Regions from separate parts of the Homo sapiens genome. Here region 1 is linked to region 2. A link is a loop called in an ENCODE intact Hi-C map of the cell type or tissue named here. Cell type or tissue: heart right ventricle. All regions are shown on one strand. Each heading gives the region's core, and the rest is flanking DNA. Links, peaks and the distances in the headings are about the cores only. Region 1 overlaps AADACL4 (arylacetamide deacetylase like 4). Region 2 overlaps VPS13D (vacuolar protein sorting 13 homolog D).

Region 1 (5,376 bases), core at 307-5,306, 340 kb after region 2:
ACCCTACCACCCTCATTAGCCTCGTGTCAGGGAGGACCATGGTGCCTCAAAGCTACTCAGTGTAAGGCTGGGCATGGTAGCTTATGCTTGGAATCCCAGCACTTTGGGAGGTTGAGGCAGGTGGACTGCTCGAGCTCAGGAGTTCAAGACTGGCCCTGGCAACATGGTGAAACACCCCTTCTCTACAAAAAATACAAAAGTTAGCTGGGCATGGTGACACATGCCTATAGTCCCAGCTACTCAGGAGGCTGAAGCAGGAGGATTGTTTGAGCCCGGGAGGCAGAGGTTGCAGTGAGCTGAGATCACACCACTGCACTCCAGTCTGGGTGACAGAGAAAGACTGTCTCAAAAAAAAAAAAAAAAAAAAAAAAATCAAACAAACAAAACCCCAAACTACTCTGTGTAGGTTGAAAATTTCTCATCTCTGCTTGTGACCCATCAGGGTGAATTGGGTTTTCCAGACTGAGGGAAACAGCAGCAGGGAGGCAGGCTGTAGCTAGCTCCAAGAAAGAAGGAAGAAAGTAGTAATTCCAGAGAACAAGAGGACTCAAACTAAGGTTGGAGCGGGACTTACCAATTGCCAGTGGTTCTAAAATGGGAGCGATGATGTTCCTGACTGGCTCGCCACAAAGATGATACTGCTGGTCTGGGGGAGGTCCCCAAATGCCATTGGGACGTTGACCCTCGCCAGTGTTCAGGCTCTTGACACTATCATGAGAATGAATTCAAGGACGAGTCAGAAAATGGTGAAAGTACGGAGATTTATTGCAAAGGGAAAAGCACATAGTCAAGAAAAGAGTGCAGGCAGACTCAAGAGAGACACGTGCGAGGAGGATTGGGGCTGCTACCTTTATAGGTTTCTTTAACCAAGGGGCGGAATATTCATGAAAATTCCTGGAAAATGGCGGAGTTTTCTCAGAACTGTGGTGGGTCCACACCCATTCTGGGACCAAAATGGGTGTCCCAGAACTGCCATGGTACTAGTGGGTGTGTGTTTAGTATGTTGATGACATAGAAGGAGGTCCTAGGAGAGACTCAGGTCAAATCCGGTGCCATGTTGGGTCCAGTCAGTCTTAGCCAGCTTGGCCAACACCCTGGCTTTTCAGGGTTTTATCAGTCTCTAGCTTCTGCAGCCATTTCAAGTTTCCTTTTGCTCATTGTGTGAAACTGCTGCCTGGAATTGTCTTGTCTTGCCTTCTCTTCTCCCCTTCTCTCTCTCTCTCTCTTTCTTTCTCTTTCTTTCCTTCCTTCCTTCCTTCCTTCCTTTCTTTTTCTCTTTCTTTCTTTCTTTCTTTCTCTTTCTTTCTCTCTTTCTTTCCTTCCTTCCTTCCTTCCTTCCTTCCTTCCTTTCTTTCTTTCTTTCTTTCTTTCTTTTTCTCTTTCTCTCTTTCTTTCTCTCTTTCTTTCTTTTCCCCTCCCTCTCCTCCCTTCCTCACTCCCTCCTTCCCCTTCCTTCCTTCCTTCCTTTTTCTTTCTTTCTTTCGAAACAGAGTCTTACTCTGTCACCCAGGCTGGAGCACAGTTGCACAATCTCAGCTCACTGCAACCTCCACCTCCCGGATTCAAGCGAGTATCGTGCCTCAGCCTCCCAAGCAGCTGAGATTACAGGCGCGTGCCACCACACCTGGATAATTTTTGTATTTTTAGTAGAGACGGGGTTTTGCCATGTTGGCCAAGCTGGTGTCGAACTCCTGACCTCAGGTGATCCACCCGCCTTGGCCTCCCAAAGTACTGGGATTACACGGGTGAGCCACCACGCGTGGCCTGGAATTTTCTATTCTCCTGTAACCACCCTGTGTTATTCCTGTCTCAGCCTCCCTGGACATCTTATCTAAGAACTCTCCTTGCTGACTGCTGCCCTGCCCTGCACCCCTGTATCCACCCCCGGCGCTGATGCTGCCCTGCCCTGCCCCCCGTGTACACCCCGTGCACTGATACTGCCCTGCCCTGCACCCGTTTCCACCCCCAGCGCTGATGCTGCCCTGCCCTGCACCCTGGTCTCCACCCCCGGCTTCATCCTTGTTAATTTTCTTCAGGTACTTGACACAGTCGGAGCTCATTTTGTTCTTTCATGGGTTTCCATATTCAGTACTTGACTCCCCCACTAAAAATGAAGAGTGCAAGAAGTTTTGTTTGTTGCTGGATCCTCAGTGCCTGTTGTTTTCATTTTTTGAATTGAATGAATGAATGCACGAATGAATAGATGGATGGATGGGGGAATAAGTGGATGAAAGGATGAGCTTGCGAATGAACAAATGGATATGGATGTATGGACCGACGCATGGACACATACGAGAAAAATTTGCCCATAGGAAAAGGCGGGCTTCTCCCGGTACATAACTTCCCCGAGATTAGGATGTACTGCCACCTGGTGGTGGGAGTGACGAAGGACAGTCTCTAGCTGGATCTGTTGTCATGGGAACAGAACCCAGTTCCTGGCCTCATGGACCTGACAGTCACCTGAGGGAGCTGGACACTGAAGTTATTGCAGATCATGATAACACAGGTGGCATGGAGAATCTCACAGCATCATTCCGATTTAGCTCTTCTCATCAGAGAAGTCAGATTTGACCTCAGGCTCAATGGATGAGGAGGATCTGGCCCTTTGGAAGCCGGAAAAGAGCCTTCTAGGTGAGGGCCGGGGCTAGAGGGAGGCACTTGCTTCAGGCTCCAAATTCAGAGGATGCCAAAACATTCATTAATCAAGATAAGTAATATTTTAATGCAATGTTTAAAAAAACAAATATTAATGCAAAACAATTATGATGAACAAAATGTCAAAATGTATACACAGGCAGGACCCAACAGGGCACAGCAAGTGTGCAAGTGAAAAATAGAAGCCTGTTTATATACATATATATATTTTAAGGACAGGATCTTGCTCTGTCACCCAGGATGGAGTGCAGTGGCGTGATCACAGCTCACTGCAGCTTCCAACTCCTGGGTTCAAGTGATCCTCCTGCTTCAGCCTCCCGAGTAGCTGGGACCACAGGCATGCACCACCACCCCTAGGTAATTATTTATGTATTTGTTTGTTTATTTTGAGACAGGATCTCACTCTGTTGTCCAGGCTGGGGTGTAGTGATGCAATTATGGCTCACTGCAGCCTCAACCTCCTGGGCTCAGGTGATCCTCCTGCCTCAGCCTCCTGAGTAGCTGGGACCACAGGCATGTACCACCATGCCTGGCTAATTTTTCAGTTATTTGTAGAGACGGCATTTCCCTGTGTTGCCAGGCTAGTCTTGAACTACTGGGGTCAAGTGATCCCCCCACCTTGGCCTTCCAAAGTGTTGGGGTTACAGGAGTGAGCCACTGTGCCTGGCCTAATTATTTTTACAGAGACGGGGTCTTGCTATATTGCCTAGCCTGGTCTCAAACTTCTGGGCTCAAGTGATCCTCTTGCCTTGGCTTCCCAAAGTGCTGGGATTACAGGTGTGAGCCACTGCACCCAGCCAAGCCTATTTAAAATTTTGATATTTTGTTCAACATACAATTTTTTGGCATTAATTGTGATTTCTTAATTGCATCCAAATGTTATTTTTCTGTATGGCTGAGTGTTGTGGGGCTCCCTTGATTTTGCACCCAAGGCGATGTCTTGCCTACCTCACCCTAGTCCTGGCCCTATTAAGTCTAAGTGGGAGGGACAGTAAGTGCAAAGCTCTGAAACAGGGACTACCTGACATGCTTGGGAAAGGAGGAATGTCTGGGTTACATCGGGAAGATGACACCCAGGTTGGCCCCGGGTGTCTAGCAGAGGTCTTTACTTTGTCTGGGCCTTAAAATCACCTGCGAATTTTAAAGTCATATTCATACCCAGATCATACCCCAGGCTAAGTGGGCAGGACCCAGGCATCAGCATTTTTTTTTTGAGATGGAGTCTTGCTCTGTCACCCAGGCTGGAGTGCAGTGGCATGATCTCGGCTCACTGCAACCTCCGCCTCCCGGGTTCAAGCAATTCTTCTGCCTCAGCCTCCTGAGTAGCTGGGACTACAGGCATGTGCCACCATGCCCGGCTAATTTTTGTATTTTTAGTAGAGACGGGGTTTCACCATACTGGCCAGGTTGGTCTCAAACTCCTGACCTCGTGATCCACCCACCTCGGCCTCCCAAAGTGCTGGGATTACAGGCATGAACCAGGGCATCAGTATTTTTAAACAGCTCATCAGATGACTGCAATGTGCAGCCAGGGCTGAGACCTACTAGTATGGAAACTTCAACTTAGGGGCTGACTGCTCCGACTCAATTTAGACCCCTCTGTGCCTCTGGCTCCATTCAGAACCATTGTCATCTCCCTCAAAGAGCATTAATGAGGCATGCACCCACTTCAGCAACCTCCTCCAAACCCTGGAATTACCTGGTGTGATTTAGAAAATCCTGATGCCTGAGCTTCCATGCTAGAGATTCTGATTTAATTGGTTTGAGGTTTAGCCTGGGCCTGAGGACTTGTAAAAACTCCCTGGTACCTCTATGTATGGCTGAAGTTGAGAATGACTGCATTAGAAGTGTATTTGGCAGTGATTCTGTGTCTGCCACTGTGCTAGTATGTTCTACGTACTCATATTGACGGACCTGCCTCTGAGAACTTCATATGCACCACTCTACTCATAGAAACATCCCGTCCAACCCTTGTTTATTTCTTGATCAATATAAATTTATAGTTATTATTAACATCCTAGGGCAGGCATGCCTAACTTCCCTTGGTTTTTTTCCATTTCAGATCACTAAGATTTCCAGGTTCCTGGTTTCCTCCACTGTAAAATAAATGTTGCAGAAAGTGAGCCCCAAGGTGAATTTGAGTCCCAAAATTCAGGAGGCTGGGGACAGATGTATGATTTGGCCTGGTTTTTTGGCTCTGTCCAGGCAGAGGAGGCAAGGATAGAAACAGAGAGGATGCCACACCCCACACCAAGACTGTCAGCTGGCTCTTCCTGGGGGCTGTGGTGAGATGGTTTGGGTCCTACTCATGCGCTGCTGCTCTGAGTGTTTTTGTCTTGCAGATTGTTACCATGGCCTGTGCAATTATCTGGCCCGGGAGACTGAATCTGTACTTCTGATGATTGGGTGAGTTTCTGGAGACAGCTGGTAGGTTCCACAGGGGTGAGAGGAGATAGGGTAAGTTCATGGGTGATTTGTAGATCAGAGAGGCCCTAACTCCCAAGAGGCAACTCTTGGACATGCATCCACAGAGACAGGCGCAGCAGTGCTCGAAAGAGCAAAAACCTGAAAGCAACCCACATGTCCATGAACGGGGGCGTGCATGAATAAACCTCAGCACAGCAACTGTTAGATTACATAGCCAAGAAGATATTATGGATTTTTCCACAGCCATTTAAATAAATGAACTAGAAAGGTGTACCATGTTGCAAATGAATCTTA
Region 2 (5,376 bases), core at 48-5,047:
CTTGAGGCCAGGAATTCCAGACTGGCCTGGGCAACATAGTGAGAGACCCTGTCTCTACAAAAAATTAAAAAACTAGCTGCGCATGGTGGTGCATGCCTGTAGTCCCAGCTACTCAAGGCGTTAAGGTGAGAGAATCACTTGAACCAGGAGATTGAGGCTGCAGTGAGCCATGATCACACCACTGCACTCCAGCCTAGGTGACAGCTGAAACCTGGTCCCTCCCGCCCCAAAAAGTTGCAGGATTTTATATAAAAGGTTTGTATTTAGCTTCTTTTGAAAAACTGGAAGCTTTGGCAATACTAGGTCCATGTTCTCACTTGGAAGCATCTGGAAGCGGAGTAGCAATTGCTCCCTTGAAATGGGGCATATGCTTACCTAGTCCTTCGCTTATTTCTGTCACTTCCTTAGTCAGTGTAAATGTATGAATTCGTGATTACTGGTGTGGAACTTTAAAAAGTGCATTTCACACTTAATAACCTTTTCATGTTGATCTCTTATCAGTCCTGTAAGCTGGGCGTACATCACTCTTTTCCAGATAGAGTTTCTGACTAGCTTAAGGTCGTATGACTGGGAAAGTGGTTTGGCATTTGAAAACAGGACTTCAAGGCCAGTGATTCCCTGCTGAAGCACTCTGTCTTCTAGTTAGTCTTTCTGTTGAAAGTCCGCCACGGTCTGTACCTAACTCAGCTGGTGAGAGCGTTGCATACTGAAACTGTGGTCCCACATTGGTGGTCTTGTGAGCTAGCAATTTTATTCTTTCCTTTTTTTTTTTTTTTTTTTTTTTTTTAAGACAGAATCTCTCTCTGTTGCCCAGGCGGGACTGCAGTGGTGCCATCTCGGCTCACTGCAACCTCCACATCCCTGGCTCAAGTGATCCTCCCACCTCAGCCCCACCGAGTAGCTGGGACTACAGGCATGAGCCACGTCACCCAGCGATTTTCTGTGATGATTGGCTGTGCCCTTAGTTTTTCTCAATATGGAATAATTCTGTATGTATTGTCATAATGGTACCGAGTAATTATGAATTCCTCATTGCAGCTTTCTCGGTTATGAAAAAACGATGGTTCCAAATGCATTTCCTGTTGGTAGATTAGTTGAATTATTCTCCATGTGAAGAGTATTATTTGTTCCCAGTACACTACAGCAGTTTCACATAAACAGTTGGACAGACCCTGGAGAGTGAAACATCCAGGCAAGCTAGAAGCTGACAGATGAAGGCCCAGAGGGACCCTTGACATCCTTTGGGGATATACAGCCTTCTTAGACTTCTGATGGGTCATGGGAATGATAACGGATTCAGAATATGTTAAACATGTGGTATTGTTACTTCTCATGCCGTTCCTATGAACAAGATCATCTCTTTGGAACTGGAAAAGTAAGATCCAAGGCACAGTGACACTAACTCCATTTTGAGGAGTCTATTAACAGAATCAACAAGAAAACTCAGAATGAAAGTTATTCTCCTTATGGGACTTAGATATATTTTTGATTTTGCTCGTTATCTCGAACTTATATACTTTTGTAAAATGGAAGAGTTGTGTTTCACATCTTGCTTGCTTTCTTTTCTCTCTTTTAGATTTGACTTCAAGAAATGCAAACTGCTCTATGAAAGTTTTTCCAACCAAACCAAGTCCATTAACTTGGTTTCCCATTCCATGATGGCTTTTGACACCCGTTATGCTGGGCAGAAGACCAGCCCTGGCATGACGAATGTGTTCAGCTGTATCTTTCAGCCCGCTAAGAACAGCAGCACCACCCAAGGGTCCATTCAGATTGAACTACATTTCAGGTAGCAGGTCCAGACCCTTCTCTGCCTTTCTTTGTGGAGACATTCCCTTTTGGGTCACGTCTTTGTTGGCTTTAGAACATCAAAAAACCAAGGAATCACTAGACAGATAAATAGATAATGGCTTAATCAGTGCAGTGTACTGTATATTAATGCATTATTCCTATAATCTTGCAGTTTCATTTATTGGCCAAAAGATGTCTCTGTTGCCTTTAAAAATAAAGTAGTTAAGAATTGAGCCTTAAAATCAATCTCCTTGTAAGCTGTAGACTGTTTTAATTTGTAAAGTGGCTTGGAGAAGGAAGAAATTATGCTGGTTTAAGGAAAAAAGTAAAAAGACTTTTGGTCTTTACAAATAATGGAAGGGAAGGTGGGTTTGACTTGAATTACCCATTCAAGTCTTACTGACTCATTATCCATGTATACATAGTTTTTACCTTTTTGAATTAGGTTATATTTTTCTTTCTGGTATTATGGGAGGCAGTGTTCTATATAGAAAGAACATATATTTTGGAATCAGACAGATCTGGGCTGAAAACCTTGCTCTCCTATTATCTAGCTATGTGTCCTTAGACAAGTTGTTTAGCCCCTTTGAGCCTCAACTTCCTCTTATATAAAATAGAAAATTACCTATACCCACCTCATGGGGTAGAGGTAATAATTAAAGTAATTCTGGCATATTGCTTGGCACAGTTGGCAGCTGTCATTGTTATGCTGATATAACATGTTGTTTTATGATATACCATTTGCTGATGTTATGGCTGAACATAGACCTTAAAACTGAAAAATTAGGCCTGGTCTAAAGAAGTCTTTCAGTGAAAACCCAAAAAGGAGACCCTCCCTTCTGTTAGTGCTTCATGTCATCAGACATGTTGTAAGTATAAACCACTAAGTAAAAAGATTGTGAAAAACTTTGTGTTTAAGCAAAAAACAGAACAAAAAGTCATCAGGATTATTCTTACATGTTTCTGTATGCCTGACATTTCAATGTGCTGTTCAGAATTCCCCAGGGTTTAGGTTTTGTTTTGTTTTTCGAGAGAGGTCATGATTTCTTCATATGCCTTTAGGAAATCTAGCAGAGTAGACATTTACATTTTTTTATGAACTTTAAAAGTTCAGGAGTAGGAATCCTAATTGCCTCTTATTGGGCCCTGCCATGAGCCAGGCACTTTAGCTACGCTCAGTATAATCCTGACAAGTCTGCAGAGGGGATGACTTCTTCCTCATTTTGCAGTTTCCAAGTTAGAAACTTGGATAAGGGTTAGTTCACTCTTCTAAGGTCACACAGCTCGTAGGTCAAGAAATCAGAGCTCAAACCTGGGTATGTGATGTTAAAGCCCATGATGTTTCCAACAGTCTTTGGACCTATCAGGTGTCTCGTCATTGGGCTGATTGCAGTCATGTGATAAGATGGCCCCATTTTGCAGTTCATTTGGTTGAAGATGTTTCCTTTGAACAAGAGGCTGGCATCTGTTTGTTCCATCTGGAGAAACATTTCTTTTTTTTTTTTGAGACGTAGTCTCACTCTGTCGCCTAGGCTGGAGTGCAGTGGCACGATCTCAGCTCACTGCAACCTCCGCCTCCCGGGTTCAAGTGATTCTCCTGTCTCAGCCTCCTGAGTAGCTGGGACTACAGGCTCCTGCCACCATGGCTGGCTAATTTTTGTATTTTTAGTAGAAACGGGGTTTCACCATATTGGCCAGGCTGGTCTCAAACTCCTGACCTTGTGATCTGCCCGCCTCAGCCTCCCAAAGTGCTGGGATTACAGGTGTGAGCCACCGTGCCCGGCCGAGAAACATTTCTTTTTGAGTTTACTTTATTATTATTGATCTGGCTTCTTAGACTGTCAGGTAGTTGTCTCCTTCTTATCATATTTTTAATATACAGGGAGCCTGGAAATATTTGTGTATTATAGGTGTATAATTGGAGTCAAATAATAAAGCCTTACCTTGGCTCTTGCTAACAGAAATACTATTGTTAGCAAGAGGAGTGAAATGTTCTTTAGATGGGAATTTTTGAACGCCTTTCGTGTCTGAAGAAGAATTACTCTTCTGTTGGGATCTTGTGTGTCAAATATAAATCACTTCACAGTGTTTAAAGGCTTGAAATATTTTCCAGAAAAGGGATCCAACACACTGTGACTTTCCAGTTAAATACAGAACTCTGACAATCTATGTTCAAAATGGGGTGGAAAAATTTTACTGAGGGCAACATTTTTTCTCCATTACACAAGAGTAGAGTGTTTCTGTGAAAAATGCTGTGTCTGTAAGAAGGAGCCATGCATCATGCTGCCCTTTTACTAGAGGCAGTGAGCCAGGTTTAGGGGAAATGAGGAGCAGAGAAACCAGCCTCAGAAATATTTCCAAGTTAGCTTTTCCCACATAGGAATACCTTTTATGTCAGGGAACCAGGTACATGTAGTAGCTACAACCCCAGAGTCGCTTTTGGGCTTACGGAACCAAGTTCAACCCAGAAAACCGCATTCAAGTGCTCCAGCCCCTGTTTCTCTTGTCCTACTCATCTGAGGCCTTATCCATTAGTAGGCTGGGCCTGCTGATGTACTAATAGGGCCTGGATGAAGCCCCTGACTGCATCATGGTTTGAAGTCAGGCCTGAGAGTCCTCGCTGGGTTTTCACGTCAAATGTAGACTTCGGAGCAATGGCAACTTGTCCCCCCACCCCCACCCCAACTCTACCTCTAGGTTACTTAGGGGACATTTATCCCTGGTAAATGTCATCTTACTTGTTCTCCTCGGGCCAAAAGATCTGGGCTGTCAGGTCAGTTTCAATTAGAGAAACAATCTAGTACTAGTGTGTGTAAACTTGGTATTATTTATAAAGAAATGATCCTAGACGTCAAAGAAGGAGTGCCTCATTGATCTTCTTGAAATAGCCCATAGGGAAAGAAAGTGACATTTATCAAATGACTGCTTTGTGCCTGGTGCTTTATTTCTTATCATATTAATATTCTTCATTTTATAAGTAGGGAAACAGGCTGAGAGAAGGTAGGTGGCTTTCGTAAGATAACACAGCTCGTAAATGGCAGTATTTAAGTCTGCGTCTCTGACTTCAAAGCCTGTGCTCTTTATCATACCAGAATTTCTTGACCTTAGCACTATCAACGTTTTGGGTCAGATAATTCCTTATTATGGGGCTGTCCTGTACATCGTGGGTTAGTTAACAGCATCCCTGGCCTCTACCTATACTAGATAGCAATAGCAACCCCCTCTAGTTGCAATTGCAATTGAAATGTGAATAAAAAATGTCTCCAAGGGCCAGGTGCAGTGGCCCACATCTGTAATCCTAGCACTTTGGGAGGCTGAGGCGGGAGGATCACTTGATCCCAGGAGTTTGAAGTTACAGTGAGCTGTGATCGTGCCACTGCATTCCAGTCTGGGCAACAGAGTGTGACCCTGTCTCTTAAAAAAAAAAGAAAAGAAATAATGTCTTCAGGGGAGCAAAACCATCTGATTGAGAACCACTGAGCTATACTACCTATGCTGCTTTCTTATAAAATGTTCCTTGTTGTTTAAAAATATGATTAACTTATTATACTGAATGTGTTATTAAACCAGTAATACACTGAATGT

What was found. Hi-C counts contacts between places; a loop is a spot of excess contacts. Peaks named below come from ENCODE experiments on the same cell type or tissue, not always from the same donor. Only the 100,000 strongest peaks of a DNase experiment are listed, where the experiment ranks them.
Region 1: a loop joins it to region 2, with 2.6 times the contacts of the local background. A loop is called at or near these places in 90 of 110 quality-filtered maps.

What each region holds. Positions count from the first base shown.
Region 1 is chr1:12,656,794-12,662,169 of GRCh38, forward strand. AADACL4 (arylacetamide deacetylase like 4) reads left to right here. Exons shown (of 4, transcript NM_001013630.2): 3 at 4,998-5,061. Among named protein-coding and RNA genes, the nearest start is that of AADACL4, 15 kb to the left of the region's middle. In heart right ventricle, for the core only: a CTCF peak has its summit at 2,376 (motif pointing left); a DNase peak (open chromatin) is centred at 2,378.
Region 2 is chr1:12,312,539-12,317,914 of GRCh38, forward strand. It overlaps VPS13D (vacuolar protein sorting 13 homolog D), which reads left to right. Exons shown (of 70, transcript NM_015378.4): 30 at 1,577-1,789. Among named protein-coding and RNA genes, the nearest start is that of VPS13D, 85 kb to the left of the region's middle. In heart right ventricle, for the core only: a CTCF peak has its summit at 1,991; no DNase peak of the experiment used is centred there; H3K27ac peaks cover 1,294 bases.